Regions from separate parts of the Homo sapiens genome. Here region 2 is linked to region 1. Evidence: read pairs that join two places in POLR2A ChIA-PET (ENCODE). Cell type or tissue: A673. All regions are shown on one strand. Links, peaks and the distances in the headings refer to the core of each region. The heading gives the core; the rest is flanking DNA. Region 1 holds the start of LOC124903657 (a long non-coding RNA gene). Region 2 overlaps CLEC19A (C-type lectin domain containing 19A).

What was found. Peaks named below come from ENCODE experiments on the same cell type or tissue, not always from the same donor. Only the 100,000 strongest peaks of a DNase experiment are listed, where the experiment ranks them.
Region 2: POLR2A ChIA-PET joins it to region 1 with 16 read pairs; 2 of 35 experiments call an interaction of 5 or more read pairs at or near these places.

What each region holds. Positions count from the first base shown.
Region 1 is chr16:19,120,540-19,128,872 of GRCh38, reverse strand. ITPRIPL2 (ITPRIP like 2) reads right to left here. Exons shown (of 1, transcript NM_001034841.4): 1 at 7,244-8,333. LOC124903657 (a long non-coding RNA gene) reads right to left here and starts at 2,027. Exons shown (of 2, transcript XR_007065011.1): 1 at 1,588-2,027. In A673, for the core only: no CTCF peak of the experiment used is centred there; no DNase peak of the experiment used is centred there; H3K27ac peaks cover 279 bases.
Region 2 is chr16:19,304,233-19,312,565 of GRCh38, reverse strand. It overlaps CLEC19A (C-type lectin domain containing 19A), which reads right to left. Exons shown (of 5, transcript NM_001256720.2): 4 at 4,889-5,021; 5 at 1,619-3,562. The coding sequence ends at 3,483. Among named protein-coding and RNA genes, the nearest start is that of CLEC19A, 23 kb to the right of the region's middle. In A673, for the core only: no CTCF peak of the experiment used is centred there; no DNase peak of the experiment used is centred there.

The DNA.
Region 1 (8,333 bases), core at 95-8,094:
ATCAGAGAAAAAAGAATCATCACAAGTCCATTGCTTAAAATCTGGAGCAGGGTTTCTAGCCTGCAGTTTTCTGCCATGCAAGATCCTGAAGGCTTCTCTTCTTCAAATGCCACAACCATTTGTCTCCAAGGTTGAAATATGTTTTAATGCTTTCATTTTGATAAGGATCGACAGTTGCCCATCAGAGGCATAGCTGCTAATTTGAGGAGACTAATGATTGAATAAACCATGAAGATAAAAATCATTTGAGAGATTTGGTCCTTAAAAGCATTTAGCCTGAGTCTGGCACGCAGTGGGACTCCTAGGGGTCTTTTTTTTCCCTGGCTTCATTAGAAGGTGTCTTGATAGACTTTATTTTTTTTAAGTGCCAGCCACTACACCTAAAGATGAGTTGGGGAGAGAGATTGAGATAATGTAGGCAAAACCATTGAATATTCATGAAAAGAGCCAGCATTTTGTGAAGACAGGCTGTATCTGACATATGTTATCTGCAGGCTACAAGATTAAAAGAAGTGGGGCAGCCAGGCATGGTGGCTCACACCTGTAATCCTAGTACTTTGGGAGGCCGAGATGGAGTATCCCTTGAGGCCAGGAATTTGAGAACATTATGGGCAACCGAGTAAGACCCCCATCTTTAAAAATAAAAATAAAATAAAATAAAAAGCCAGGCGTTGTGGCAGCACCTGGAGTCCCAATTACTCAGGAACCTGAGGCAGGAGGATTGCTTCAGCCCAGGATTTCAGGCTGCAGTGAGCTATGACTGCCCCACTGCACTCCAGCCTGGGCGACAGAGCAAGAAAGAACAGGGCACTCTCCCTCTGAATATTGAGGCGTTTCATTACTGAGAAGTTTCAGGATGACTCTGATGCCTCTTTTTTTGGTTTAACTGTTTCCTTCTCCTTGGGGTTGGGGAAAAGGGGAACTGCCAAATGGATGAAGCCCCATTGCCCACTTAGCAATTATATTTTGCCTTGTGTCTCTCAGCTGAAGAGCTCTCTCCTAGGATTTGGTCCCCCAGCACCACCATCACCACCCTTAACCTTTCTGTCTCAGCCACGTAGCAAACCTCATGCAAACCAGCTGGTGCTTCCACAACATCTAGTGGAGAGATTGCAGGTACTCTACTGAGCACTGCAGGTTCCAGAAGGGCCATCTGACCTAGGTCACTGGTTCACAACCCCAGCTGCACTCTAAAATTGTCCAGGGAGATGTAAACAGCTCCCATGCCTTAGCTGCATCCTCCTAAGTTCTGATCTCTCTGGTCTTAGGTGGGGTCCCAAGCATGAGTATTTTTACAAAGCCCCTTACCCATTGTTATGAAGCCAGGATTGAGAACAACTAGCCTAAGCTTTCTGCCCAGGAACTCAAGCAATGAAAATCAGACTGGGGAGAAAGATGACACACTTTAGAAGTAAGAATGAGATAAGCATGTGGTTGATGCTCTCACTGTATCTCTCTTCTGGGGACGCAACTACAACAAAAAGTCACAACCGCAGACCCATTCACAGTCCTGTGGGAAAGGAAGTTTGGTGGCAGGGAGACATCTGGCAGAGTGCCTAAGAGTGATTCCTTAAGAAATGGACTCACCTTCCTGTGGTTCCAGAAATGCTGGTGCATTCCTAAAAGAACACAGTCGACATTTAGATAACACTTCTCAGTTTCTCCATTTTACTTTTTGACTCTTCCAAGGAACCTATAAGAGGAGAGATTATCTCCTTCATTTTGCAAATGAAGGGATTGATGTCCAGACAGGTTAATTGATTTGCCCAGAAGAATACACCCAGTGACAGGTGGAGCTGAGATGTCAATCCTAACACTTATGGGGCATTTACTAAATCCTAAAACTTAACGCAAGTACGCAAGTATTAACTGAATAATTACAGAATGGTAAATTCTCTAATTACTTCTCACTTCTTTGACAGAGTCTTCAGCTGTGTGTTTGTGGTATTTCTCTGGCAGACTTTTTTTTTTCTTCGAGATGGAGTCTCACTCTGTCACACAGGCTAGAGTGCAATGGTGCTTATCTCGGTTCACTGCAACCTCTGCCTCCTGGGTTCAAGCAATTCTCCCATCTCAGCCTCCTGAGTAGCTGGGACTACAGGTGCACGCTACCATGCCTGGCTAATTTTTGTATTTTTAGTAGAGATGGGGTTTTGCCAGGTTGGTCAGGCTGGTCTCAAAGTCCTGACCTCAGGTGATCCACCTGCCTCAGCCTCCCAAAGTGCTGGGATTACAGGTGTGAGCTGCCATGCCTGGCCTCTGACAGACTCTTATTTACCCACTATACTCATTCTTTCTTCATCTACTGCTCAGGGCTGCTGTATGCCATGTGCCAGGCTCTCTTTCCCAGCTTCCCTTGCAGCTAAGAATGGTCATGTGACATTATTCTGGCCAATGAGATGTCAGAGGAAGTCTACTGAGTCCCTAATCCAGCAGTCCCCAACTTTTTGGCACCAGGAACCAGTTTCATGGAAGACAATTTTTTCATGGGCTGGGTGTGGGGGGAGGATGGTGTTTGGATGATTCAAGTACATGACATTTATTGTGCACTTTATTTTTCTTTTTATTATTGTAATACATAATGAAATAATTATACAACTTGTCATAATGTAGAATCAGTGGGAGCCCTGAGCTTGTTTTCTTGCAAGCAAAATCCTGTCTTGACCAAAAAAAAATACAAATTGAAAAAGTTAGCAATGCATGGTGGTGCATGCCTGTAGTCCTAGCTACTTGGGAAGCTAAGGTGGGAGGATCTTTTGAGCCCATGAGTTTGAATCTGCAGTGAGCTATAATGGTGACACTGTACTCCAGCCTGGGCAACAGGGCAAGACCCCATCTCTAAACAAGCAAACAAACAAACAGAAAAATGAACTGCTTCTATTTACTGCAGTGGCAGCCTTTTTATGCCAGATTTTCCTAGGCATCCATATCAGTTAGTTGTTGCTGAACAATAAACCACCTCTAACTCAGTGGCTTAAAACACGAAGTATCTGTCTATTATTGCTCAGAGTCTATGGGCCAGCCGGGTGGTTCTGCTGATCTGGGCCAGGACCTGCTGATCTTGGCTAGTTCACTTGAGTGTTTCCATCAGTCAGTGGTCAGGTCTATTCGGGCACTGGGGAGGAGGTGAGGAGGCTGGTCTAGGATGTCCTCATTCCCATATCTCCCAGTCGGCTGGCTGGCGGCTCTGGGGACAGGGTTGAAGGAGCCATGTGATCGCTCATCCCCCAGCAGGTGAGCCGTTCACATGGTAGCAGTGGCCTTCTAAGAGAACAATAAGAAATAGACAAGACCTCTTGAGGCCTAGGCCAGGAACTAGCACCATGTCCCTCTGCCACATTCGATTGATCAAAGAAACTTACAGCTGGGCGCGGTGGTTCACGCCTGTAATCCCAGCACTTTTTGAGGCCAAGGTGGACGGATCACCTGAGGTCAGGAGTCGGAGACCAGCCTGGCCAACATGGCAAAACCCTGTCTCTACTAAAAATACAAAAATTAGCCAGGCGTTATGGTAGGCGCCTGTAATCCCAGCTACTCAGGAGGCTGAGGCAGGAGAATCGCTTGAACCTGGAAGAGGTTGCAGTGAGCCGAGATAGTGCCACTACACTCCAGACTGGGCGACAGAGCGAGACTCCATCTCCAATAAATAAATAAATAAATAAATAAATAAATAAACAAACTCACAAAGCCCTTCCAGATGTAAGGGGTAGGCAAAAGGGCAACCCTTCTTGATGGAAAAGATTGCAAAATCACTTTGCAAAGGGCATAGGTGTAAGAAAACTGGAGATCAGAGACTATTGTTGTAACCAGTCTACCATAGTATCCCGAATAAAACCTTTTCATAGTGGAAAATGCCCTGGACATCAAGGAAGGAGATGAACAAAAACTGGGTAGCAGAGAGATGATCGGGGGTGGACGACAGGGAAACAGACCCTGCAGAGGAGAAAGAATGAGCTTGAGCAAAGTGAGCAGAGGAAGAGGTTAGAGACACAGATTATGTGAAAATGCCACTCTAGTTTTAATTATTTGTAGAGATGGGGGTCTCGCTATGTGGTGCAGGCTGGCCTCGAACTCCTGCGTTCAAGTGATCCTCCCACCTCAGCGTCCCGAAGTGCTGGGATTATTAGAATGGCATTTTCAGGCCATTCTAATAATTGCTTCTACACTGACGCGTACTGGGCGCTTAATCTGTGCCAAGCACTTTGCATGCAAAAATCTCACTTAATCCTCAATCACTCCTATGGGCAAGGTTCCATTATTAATCCCATTTTACAGATGAGGGAATCAAGATACAAAGAGGATTAGGTAACTTGTAGAGACACGTAGATAAGAAGTGCAGAACACAAGATTTGAAGACAAGTCTTTTTTGCTTTTGTTGTTGAGATAGAGTCTCACTTTGTTGCCCAGGCTGGAGTGCGGTGGTGTGATCCCAGCTCACTGTAACCTCTGCCTCCTGGGTTCAAGTGATCCTCCTGCTTCAGCCTCCCGAGTAGCTGGGACTATAGGCATGTATCACCACACCTGTTTTTTTTTTCTTTTCTTTTCTTTTCTTTTTGTATTTTTGGTAGAAACGGAGTTTCACCGTATTGCCCAGGCTGGTCTCGAACTCCTGACCTCAAGTGATCTGCCTGCTTTGGCCTCCCAAAGTGCTAGGATTACAGGCATGAGCCACCACGCCCTGCCGACAAGTCTTTGCATTAATGCACGCCACTGTCTGTCTCTAACTTGTCTCTCTGTCCCTACCTCTGGCCCCCTGCCCAGGCCTGGACCACTGCAGCATCCAATTCCTTATAGTCTTGCTCCAGAGCTTGGCTAACTTTTTCTACAAAGGGCCATAAAGTAAATATCTTCAGCTTTGTGAGCCATTTGGCCTCTGTCACAGTTATTCAGCTCTGCCCAGGTAGCACGAAAGCAGCCATAAACAGTATGTTAATGGACGTGGCTGTGTACCAATGACACTATTTACAAAAATAAATACTCAGGTGGTAGTTTGCCAACCCCTGTATAATCCACTCTCCACACTAGCCAGAGTGAGCCAAATTCAAATGTGACCTTGCCACTCCTTGTCTAAAGTGATTCAACAGTGCCCTCTGATCAGTTCAAACTCTCTGTGTGGTCTGCAGCTGCGTGTGTGCGTGTGTGTGTGTGTGTGTGGACTCTGTACCAGTGGCATCACCATTCCCTGGCAGCTTGTTAAAGAGGCCAAATCTCAGGACCTGCCAGTCATGGTGGCTTACGTCTGTATTCCTAGTGCTTTGGGAGGCCAAGGCAGGAGGATGGCTTGAGGCCAGGAGTGTGAGACCAGCCTGGGCAAGAGAACAAGACTCCATCTCTACAAAAAATTTTTTAAGTTAGCTGTGCATTCCTGTAGTCCCAGCTAGTCAGGAGGCTGAGGCAGGAGGATCTCTTGAGCCTGGGAGGTTGAGGTTGCAGTGAGCTATGATCCTGCCATTCCACTCCAGCCTAGGCAACAGAACAAGGCCCTGTCTCAGAAAAATAGATAAATAAAAAAGAAGGCAAGACCTGTTGAATCAGAACTTGGGTTTTTTTGGGGGGTTTTTTTTGGTTTGTTTGTTTTGTTTGTTTTTGCTTTTTTGAGACAGAGTGCCACTCTGTTGCCCAGGCTGGAGTGCAGTGGTACAATCTTAGCTCAGTGCAACCTCCGCCTCCCGAGCTCAAGCAATTCTCGGGCCTCAGCATCCAAAGTAGCTGGGACTATAGGCATGCGCACCACCCCTGGCTAATTTTTGTATTTTTAGTAGAGATGGGGTTTTGTCATGTTGGCCAGGCTGGTCTCAAACTCCTGACTTCAAGTGATCCCCCCGCTGAGGCCTCCAAAAGTGCTGGGATTACAGATGTGAGCTACTGCGCCCAGCTAGAACTTGCGTTCTAACAAGGCTCCCAGGTGATCTGCACACTCCAGCCTGAGAAGCTCTGGCTTCAAACTCCCTCCCACCTCATCCTTTCCATTGAATCCTCCTCCCCTCCTCTCCACCTGCCCCTACTTTCCAGCCAAACTGGAATGTTCTTTCATCTCTGCGTTCAATATATTCTTCTCCAGCCCAACTCCCTTCACCTGGCTAATTCCCACCTATCTTTGGATCTCAACTTAGATGTCACTTCTTCCAAGGAGCTTTCCTGAAAACCCTAAAGTGCACGAGGTACCCTTGTTTGGTTTTGAAAAACTTTCTCCTACCCAGCACCTACCACGCTGTACGGTAATGGGTTCTTTCATTGCCTGTCTGCCTGTCTCTGTGAGCTCATAAGAGAGAAGACATGTCTGTCTTGGCCACTTCTGTGTGTGTGTCCTCAATGCCGTCGGACAGTATTATTTGTTGAAAACCAAGCGAAACACACCCCACCAACATTCCCCTGGGCAAGTGCCCTACACAACTACTGTTTCTTTTCTTTTTTTTTTTTTTTTTTTTTTGAGATGGAGTCTCACTCTGTCGCCAGGCTGGAGTGCAGTGGTGCAATCTCGGCTCACTGCAACCTCTGCCTCCCGGGTTCAAGTGATTCTTCTGCCTCAGCCTCCCAAGTAGCTGGGACTACAGGCACATGCCACCACGTTCAGCTAATTTTTGTATTTTTAGTAGAGACGGGGGTTTCACCATGTTGGTCAGGATGGTCTCGATCTCTTGACCTCGTGATCTGCCCGCCTCAGCCTCCCAAAGTGCTGGGATTACAGGTGTGAGCCACCGTGCCTGACCACAACTACTGTTTCATCATGGCTGCAGGTTTCCCTGGGCTTCTACCTGGCTCTGGGGCTCTGAACAACCCTTAGTCTCCAAGATTCTATCTCCTGCTAAGCCTGGTGGTTTTTCGTATTAGCAAATGTTTACCATTTCGCAAGGGCCTGAGGGCCTAAGAGATTTCTGGACAAAATTCTTGAGCCACAGGCCAAGACGTAAATTGTGTTTGGGTATGTGTGGGGGAGCAGGGGTGGGAGAGTCAGGCAGAGAGGAGAGGTGGGGGCAGAAGGTTCTAGGCCAGGAAGACTTGAAGATTCAGGATTCCAGGGAGCACACCTGTAGCATTGTGAACTAGCATTTTTTTCCCACCTGTATACAGAGCTAATTCTACACAAGAATGATCCCCAGCCTTAATGCATGGGAAAAGTTTCCCATACACCCAGATGCTCAAAGCAGTTGAGGCTTGTGCAAGGAACTACAAGCCAGCACAGGCACAGGCTGCCCTCCGGGAAGACGAAAGCCCTCCCCAGATCTGACATTCAGTCCAGAGGTTTCTACAAGTTCCTTTATTAATAAAGCAAAATAGAAAAGAACAAGGTCCCCAAATGACCCACATGATTCAAAGTGCAAATTTACTCCAACCTGCAAGAGAAAACGAATGGCAGGTCTTGACTGTGGGGGCCATGGAAATTTGGGGTGATTAAATTGCCTTTGAATCATACAATTGTAGCAGCTGAACCATATCTGATTAACTCTTTGGTCTCTGTTATTGGAACAAAACCGACGCTATGCCTGCAGCCGCCAGACTGCAACCAAAAACACAGTTTGGGGTCAGAAGACATTAAAAATCACAATAAAATAGGATGAATGTTCTAAGTCACGCAACTGAATCAAGGCACCTTTTTTTTTCAAAAGCAAAAAGTTGTTTAACAATATTCCAGAATAGTAGATACTTCAAAAACCAGATTACAGTATATATCATTTTGCTGCACATTTTAGTCTATTTTCTGTATACATAGTCACACATTCTTTACCCTCTCCCAACTTATACATGCTTTATCCCCCCAGTCATGTGCTATGTAGGTATAAAAAAATAAAGTTGTATCTAAACAAGTGATTTAAAAAAAAAAAAACTAACGAATGCCACGATGATAACACTGAACTTGTTTCCCTCTTGAAGGACATTGGAAATGTTACCGAGGTTCATTTTCCCCACCACTGAATCATCTTCCTCCATGTAGACAGGGATGAGAAGTCAAAGTCTTCATCAAGGTCAAAAGCCACATGTTACAGAAAAAGTGACTTACTCCATAGAGGTTACATGAGATGCTCTGGAAGCACTTAGGTTAATTCCTTCACAGTGTTTGCTAGGATGTCAATTTTGGTGGAGCTGCTGAGTCAGAAAATGATAGAGGCCGGCCGCGGTGGCTCACTCACACCTGTAATCCCTGCACTTTGGGAGGCCGAGGCAGGTAGATCACCTGAGGTCAGGAGTTCGAGACCAGCCTGGCCAACATGATGAAACCCCATCTCTACTAAAAAAAAAAAAAAAAAATATATATATATATATATATATATTAGCCAGGCGTGGTGGCAGGTGCCTGTAATCCCAGCTACTCGGGAGGCTAAGGCCCAAGAATC
Region 2 (8,333 bases), core at 316-8,315, 180 kb before region 1:
TCTAACCACCTCTTTGGGTTTTCACTTCTTTTCTATGAAGTCCCTCTCCACGTAAAAACATCTATACAACTCTTATACCTTTTCTTCTGTTAATCTGTCTTTTGACAGTTTGATTCACAGGCCTCCAGAAAGGAACATAAGAGGATAGAGAAAAAGTTTTCCTCCTTACACTCCTAAATTCGCAGGATAAATGTTTAAAGCATCTTTTTTTTTTTTTTTTTTTTTTTTTAATGAGATAGGATCTCACTCTGTCACCTGGGCTAGAATGCAGTGGCATGATCACAGCTCACTGTAGCCTCAACCTCCTGGGGTAAAGCAATCCTCCCACCTCAGCCTCTAGAGTAGCTGGGACTACAGGTGTATGCCATCACACCTGGCTAATTTTTTTTTCTTTTTAGAGGTGGGGTGTTACTATATTGCTTAGAATGATCTCGTACTCCTGGGTTCAAGTGACCCTCCTATGTTGGCCTCCCAAAGTGTTGGGAGTACAGGCATGAGCCACCATGTCTGGGTGCATTAAGCATTCTTGAGGAGTCTCTGACCCAGTTCCTCTCCAGTGTAGTACTGGGGAGGGCAGAATTTTTAACAGCATAGCCAGCATTCTGCTGGGAAGTGAGAAGCCAGTGCATCTTTCTTATGGGCACTCCAATCTCTACAAGCAATTTCCTAAAGCTCTGCTCACTTGACACTGTAGATGGAGAGAAAGCAACCCCTCCTACTTTCAAAGGAAGAAAAGGTAAAAACCCTTTCAACTGTGGGCGCTATGCTCCCCACAAGGCCAACGATCTCAGTGTTTGTCTTTCTCTACTCATGTGGTCGATTGTAGTAAGGCCAGGTCTGCAAACCATTATATAAGCTCTAAGGGTAGTTGAATGGTCCCATGTGTTCATTGCTCTCTTCAGAATGAGAGGTAATTAGTACCTGTTGCTTTCAGTTGTAGGTCCCAGGACCAATTCTGAAGCAATAGGAAAGTCCCATTTTAACATCCTTTTCAGAAGAATATTCCTGCAAAAATCTGAGAAGCGGCACAATTTACCAAATGCCAATTGATTTTTTTGTGTGCATTTTAATCTCTCTGTGCTTCCTTGTTGGTACTGGAGGGCCCAGATTTTCAGGTTCCCCCCAACCCCAGTCCATACCAAAGCAGAAACAAGGCTCACAGAATTGGAAATGGAACTGAGGCCTCCTGCCTCTCTGTCCAATGTTCTTTCTGCTAATAAATATCTATTGCTTTTCCTGCCCGGCATGCATTCTTTCTTCTGGTAACATTTTTAAAAATTGAGGTAAACGTCATGTAATGGGCCAGGCATAGTGGCTCACGCCTGTAGTCCTAGCACTTTGCGAGGCTGAGGCAGGCAGATCACTTGAGCTCAGGAGTTTGACACCAGCTTGGGCAACATGGGGAAACCCTGTCTCTATGAAAAAAAAAAAAAAAAAAAAAAACCTAGTTGGGAGAGGTGGTGCGCTCTTGTAGTCCCAGCTACTTGGGAGGCTGAGGCAGGAGGATCACTTGAGCTTGAGAGGTCGAGGCTGCAGTGATAGGTGATTGCATCACTGCACTCTAGACTGGGCAACAGAGTGAGACCCTGTCTCCAAAAAATAAAAATAAAAATTCATATAATGTAAAATTTATCATTTTAACTATTATTTTAAAATGTACAGTTCAGTGGCTTCTTGTACATTTACAATATTGTGCAGCCATTACCACTATCTAATTGCAGATAATTTTTGTCACCTCACAAAGTAATCCCATACCTATTAGCACTCACTTTCTATTCCCCCTCCACACATCCCCTGGCAACCACTAATCCACTTTCCATCTCTATAGACTTGCCTATTCTGGATATTTCATATATATGGAATCATACAACATGTGGTCTTTTGTGACTGGAAGCATAATGTTTTTCAGGTTCATTCAGGTTGTAGTATCTATCGTTACTTCATTCCTTTTTATGCTTGAATAATATTCCACCCTATGAATAGACCACATTTGTTTAGTCATTCATCTGTTGGTGAGCACTTGGGTTGTCTTCATTTTTTTTGTGGTTTTTATCAATAATGCTGCTGTGATCACATTTTTTTGTTTTTGTTTTTTGAGACAGGGTCTTGCTCTGTCACCCAGGCTGGAGTGCAGAAGCACAATCATGGTCCATTGCAGCCTTGATATCCTGGGCTCAAGTGATCCTCCCATCTCAGCCTCCCAAACAGCTGGGACTACAGATGTGCATCACCATGCTTGGCTAATTAAAAAATTTTTCTTATGGAGATGGGGTCTTACTATGTTGCCCAGGCTGATCTTCAACTCCTGGGCTCAAGTGATCCTCTCTCCTCAGCTTCCCAAAGTGCTGGGATTACAGGCATGAGCCACTACACCTGGCCGACCACTTATATTTAAATACCTGTTTCCGATTCTCTTAGGTCGAGATCTAGGAGTGGAATTGCTGGCTTAGATGTAATTCTATGTTTAACTTTTTGAGGAACTGCCAAACTTTTCCACAGTGGCTTCACTATTTTACATTCCCACCAGCAATTTATGAGTTTGGTAATCTTTTTGTTTTCCTTTGAAGAACCAGCCTCATCTTTGAGCCCATGTGTTGACGGGAATATTTAAGATGTATTCTTGGCTAGGCGCAGTGGCTCATGCCTGTAATCCCAGTACTTTGGGAGGCTGAGGTGGGTGGATCCCTTGAGCCCAGGAGTTCGAAACCAGCTTGGATGACATGATGAAACCTCGTCTCTATTTAAAAAAAAAAATACAAAAGTTAGCTAGATGTGGTGGCATGCGCCTGTAGCGTCCTGTAGTCCCACCTACTCTGGGGACTGGAGGTGGAAGGATCACCTGAGCCCAGGAGGTTGAGGCTGCAGTGAGCTGTGATTGCATCATTGCACTTCAGCCTGGGCAACAGAGTGAGACTCTGTCTCAAAAAAAAAAATTACTCTCGTAGCAAATTTCAGGAATACAATACATTATTATTAACTATAGTCATCACGCTGTACATTAAGCCTCCCAAACTTATTAATCTTATTTCCAAAAGTTTGTATGCTTTGACCAACACCCCCCCGCATTTTCCCCCACTCCCAGCGCCTCTGATAATGTGACTTCCACCCCATTTTGTCCAAAGATGTACAGCTAAGCAGGAGCTAGCCACTTAGCATATGCCAAAGTGATTGCTTCAGGGATGGGCACGTGACCCGAGCCAGGCCAGTGAGATTCAACTCTGAATCAGAACAACCCCTGGATTTTTGTTACTTGGGTCAATTTAAAAAAAAAAACACTTTAAAAAATTAAGCCAATTTGAGCTGGCTTTCCTGACACTTGGCCAAGTGACCACCCTGTATAATTAAGATCTGCTTGTTTAAAATCTCTGTCCAAGAGATTTACTTCCTATGTATGTTTTACATGTATTCAATGTCAATTCTACACTGGTTACAGCTACAAGATGATACTAGAGTTGAGCTCACACCAGTAGGACAAGACAGGATCAATGAATGGTCAGAGATGGGATTTTGCAGACAAAGGGGAACTTCCGGCTGCAGGTGTTATCATTCCATGACCTCAGAGCTGTGATGGAAAGAAGCAGAGAATCTGGGTGAAAATCCATCCGCCAAGATAAAAGTAACCCCACCACTCCTCTGAAGTAAAAGCCATCTCCAATAGGCCTTGTGTCTATGCTGGCAGCCCTTTCTTGCTGATACTTGACAAGCCTGCTGTCCAGCCTTACTCTTGCATAAAGCTGATTCTGGCTTGTCACCTTGGATGGGAGGATGAACTTCAGCCAGAGGCTTGGCCCAACTCTGGCTACCCAGGGCTCCAGGAGGGCTCCCAGGAAAATAAGCTGTTCTCTACCTCCCTCCCCTAATTAGGAAAAGAAAAAAGAGCAAAGAGGGAATAACAATTAAGTGTCTGGGTCTGGAGTTCTGTAGATCTAGATTTGAAACCCAGCTCCACTACTTAGCTTGCTGTGTGACCTTGAACAAGTTGCTGAACTTCTCTGAGCCTCGTTTTCCTCATCAGCAAAGTGGGAATATTGTTTCTATTTCTTAACATTGGTGTGAAAGTGATGATTCATGATGATGCTGGTGATTGCTAATACTGAATACTGAGCATGGCAGCTATTCTATGAGCACTATCTTCTTTTTTTATTCACATTAACCTGTGAGTTAAGTATCATTAGCCACATTTTGAAGACAAAGAATCTGAGGCACCAAGAGGTTAAGGCATTCTCTTTGGGCTACACATTAAGGATGGAGCGGGGGTTCACACAAGGGCAGTCAACTCCCGAGTCCATGCTCTTGCCACGGTGCTATATCAACTGTGCCTCCTTTAATCCTCACAGCAGTCTTGTAGGTAGGACAAATTATTAAGCCCATTTTATAGAAGAAGAAACAGAATCTCAGAGAGGATAAGTAATTCTCTGCAATGACACAGAACTAGAAAGAAACAGGGCCAGAATTTGAATTCAAGTCTATACTCTTCTCACTACCCACACCCTCATGCCACCACACATGTGGCTTGCTTCAGGAGCATGAGTCTGTGGAAGGGGCTTGCACTTTGATGTGTTGTTGAGTTGACATGGAAGCATCACCCCTTGACTACTCTCTATACAAGTCTTTATTCCCCCCATGCTTCTATTTATAACATCTTTTCATTCAAGTTGGAGTTTATGTGTCAACCAAACCCCATTTAATGTTGTTTAAAGCATATCCATTGTGGCGAATGGCCATGCCCCCGACACCCTAGTGACCTCCACCGCTCTCCAAGGTGCTGAACAATTTGCCAGTCTCAGGCCATCAGGTGCTCCTCTTCCCCCAAGGCCCTTCTCCGCTCTCCCCACCTGTGACACCTCCTGGGCTCCCCTGCAAGAGCCTTGGTCTCAGGGGTACCCACCACTGGTAGGCCTGTACCATATCTGCACGCAGTCCTCTTCTTCTGGGTCCGCGTGGACGCCATCATCTGGCTGGCTGCCATCCCAGTAGCTGTAGTCATAGGATGAGCCATCAGTCCATTCAAACTGCCCTTCCTGGGAGGGTTCCACCCAAAGAGACAAAGAAGCAAGCCAAGAAGAAGATCAGGCATTTGAGCCAGGCAGCTCCAGCTCAGACGTCTTAGCAACTTAATTTCTAACACCTCTGCACAGATGTCTTCATTGAGGCTACTGCTATCTGGCACTACTGCTACCAATCTGACTGCTATTATTACTACTATTACTAGCTGCCATTTGTTGAGGGCTTATTATGTGCCATGCCAGGAACTTTACTCATTTTATCCTCACCATTCTGAAAAGCAGGCGTCATCAGCCCCATTTTACAGATAAGAAAACTGAGACTCAGATTGGTCTACCCAAATTCACACAGCAAATAAAGCATTAGTGCTGGGAATCAAACCCAGGTCTATCTGAGTCAAGTACCCAAGACCCCTAACTACTACACTTTGCCAGTGGATGGGAGTCACTTTCCATCTGTTTTCTTTTTGTCTAAATAGTCCGTGTTTTTCTTGCCTAAGGTGGAACTACTCTGTCCAATTGCAAGGAAAGTCCTGTTGGGAATTTGATTGGTGTTGCAATAAATGTGCAAATTAACTGTGGAAAAAACTACATCTTTACAACTTGTCCAGGAACAGGAGCCATTTCTCCATTTATTTAAGTTTTAAGAAAAGTACCCCCAAAGCACTGATAATTATGGAGCCTACGTCATGTAATGGGAATAGCATGCTACTTCTGAGAGAGAGACTAGAGCTTGAGGTCCCATGTTCACCCACTGCCTAGCTCTGCAACCTGGGCAAGTTACTTAACCTCTCTGAGCCCCAGTTTCCACATCTGTGTGGTGGAGTTAATGTGTCCTTTAGAGAGTTGTTGTGAGGGTTGAAAAAATTAAAGCATGTGAAGGACTTAGTACAATGCCTGACACATGGTGCCCAGCTCTGAAAAGAAGAAAAGGCATTTTCTTGTATTTATTATTATTATTATTATTAGGTCTTTCAATACAAGTTTCTTTAACTCTGATTTAATGTAATTATAATCCAATTTTAGAGTTGCTATTATAAATGGACATTTTAGTGTTTTTAAAATTATAACTTCTCTATGTGTTCTTGCCAGTTGAAGTCTATTGATTTAAAAAATCACCAGGCATGGTGGCTCATGCCTGTAATCCCAGCACTTTGTGAGGCTGAGGTGGGAGGATCACTTGGAGCCAGAAGTTAGAGACAATCCTGGGCAACATAGTGGGACCCTGTCTCTACCAAAAAATTAAAAAACAATCCAGGTGTGGTGGTGCCTGCCTATAGTACTAGCTACTATGGAGCCTAGGTTGGGAGGATTGCTTGAACCCAGGAGTTCAAGGTTGCGGTGAGCTGTGATTGCACCACTGCTCTCCAGCCTGAGCAACAGAGCAAGACCCTGTCTCAAGGAAAAAAAAAAAAAAATAGGCCGGGCGAGGTGGCTCAAGCCTGTAATCCCAAAACTTTGGGAGGCTGAGGCGGGCGGATCACGAGGTCAGGACATCAAGACCATCCTGGCTAACATGGTGAAACCCAGTCTCTACTAAAACTACAAAAAATTAGCCGGGCATGGTGGCGGCTTCCTGTAATCCCAGCTACTTGGGAGGCTGAGGCGGGAGAATGGCATGAACCCAGGAGGTGGAGGTTGCAGCGAGCCAAGATTGCGCCACTGCACTCCAGCCTGGGCGACAGAGCGAGATTCCATCTCAAAAACAAACAAACAAAAAAAAAACAGCAAAAAAACCCAAAAAAACTCAGGTCTGACTACACTGTTACTTCTGCTACTTTAAGAGCAATATTCATCATCCTTAATGAGTTCCTATAATATGCTAAGCACCACGCTAAGCTCTTTACATGCATTAGCTCACTTATTTTTCTTTTCACAAGGCACTGTTATTTTCATCCCCATTTTACAGACACAAAAACTGAGGCTCAGAGAGGTTTTTTAAATTTGCACAAAGTCACCTGCCAGCCAGTAAGTGGCAGAAAAGGAGCTGGCACTGGAACCTTATTCCCTATAGTGCCCTGAGCAAGGCAAGAAGCATACACGCAAAATAGAGACTCAGTATGTGGTTTGCCCAGGAAAAATTTGAGGACAAAAATCTCCAGGTGGAGTTTGCTGTGACATTGCAGAGATCTGGTCCAAGCTATCCTCTTCAGCCTTATTATACACCCACCCCTACCCCACTCTGCGCTCTAATCACAATGGTCTTCCTTAATTAACTTCCTTGAATGTGCCAGGACCTCCTCTTCCTTAGGATGTTGACCCATGCTGTTCCCTCTACCTGGAATATGCTGTCTCTGGCTAACTCCTATTTACCCATTAGACACTAACTTAAATATCTCTTACTAAGGAGGGCTGTGGCAGCCACAGAAGTACATTACCCAGATCGCCTTCAGGAGGACCAGAAGAAAGCAGAGTTGATGATGGACAGCCCCAGGTCTCCTGCCGCCTTGGATTCACTGCCTTGTCTGTGATAAGCACATGCCTCTGCCTCTTTGGAGCTGCCACTGCATTCACAGTGAGACAATGCTTCCTCCAGGCTGTTCCTAGCCAGTGACTCAGCATGTCAGGGGTAATGGTGCTGGTGCAGGATTCTGCCCAGTGCAGGATTCCAGTCTTGGGCATCTTTCCTTGGGGACTCCCCATTGGCCTAGCCAAGACTTTCTCAGCACTGTGCTGTGATCTGAGGCTCTCCCTACCCAGTCCTTCCTCTCTGATCTTCTTTCACGTGTCTTAGACCCTTGGTGTTGTCTGGAGTCCTTCCCTGCCTACTTATGCCTCCTTCCTCTTTTTTGTTCACAAATATTTCCCCTCCAACATCTCTTGCACATCTAATCATGTTTTAGTGTCTTCTTTTTTTTTTTCAAGTTGGAGTCTTGCTCTGTCACCCAGGCTGGAGTGCAGTGGCATGATCTCCACTCACTGCAACCTCTGCCTCCCGGGTTCAAGCAATTCTCCTGCCTCAGCCTCCTGAGTAGCTAGGATTACAGGAGCCCACAACAGCGCCCAGCTAATTTTTGTATTTTTAGTAGAGACGAGGTTTCACCATGCTGGCCAGGCTGGTCTTGAACTCCTGACCTCGTGATCCACCAGCCTCAGCCTCCCAAAGTGCTGGGATTACAGGCATGAGCCTCCACACCCGGCCTAGTGTCTTTTTTTTTTTTTTTTTAAGAGAACCCAAGCCAAACAGGTTTTCTCTGACCATGCTATCTGTTCCCATCATTTAGTAGGACATCATTAAATGTCTTTCACAAATTGGTCATGCTGTAACTGTGACATCTTGGTGTCTGATTTCTCTCTATATGCTGTGTGCATAGCCGTGACCTGGCACTG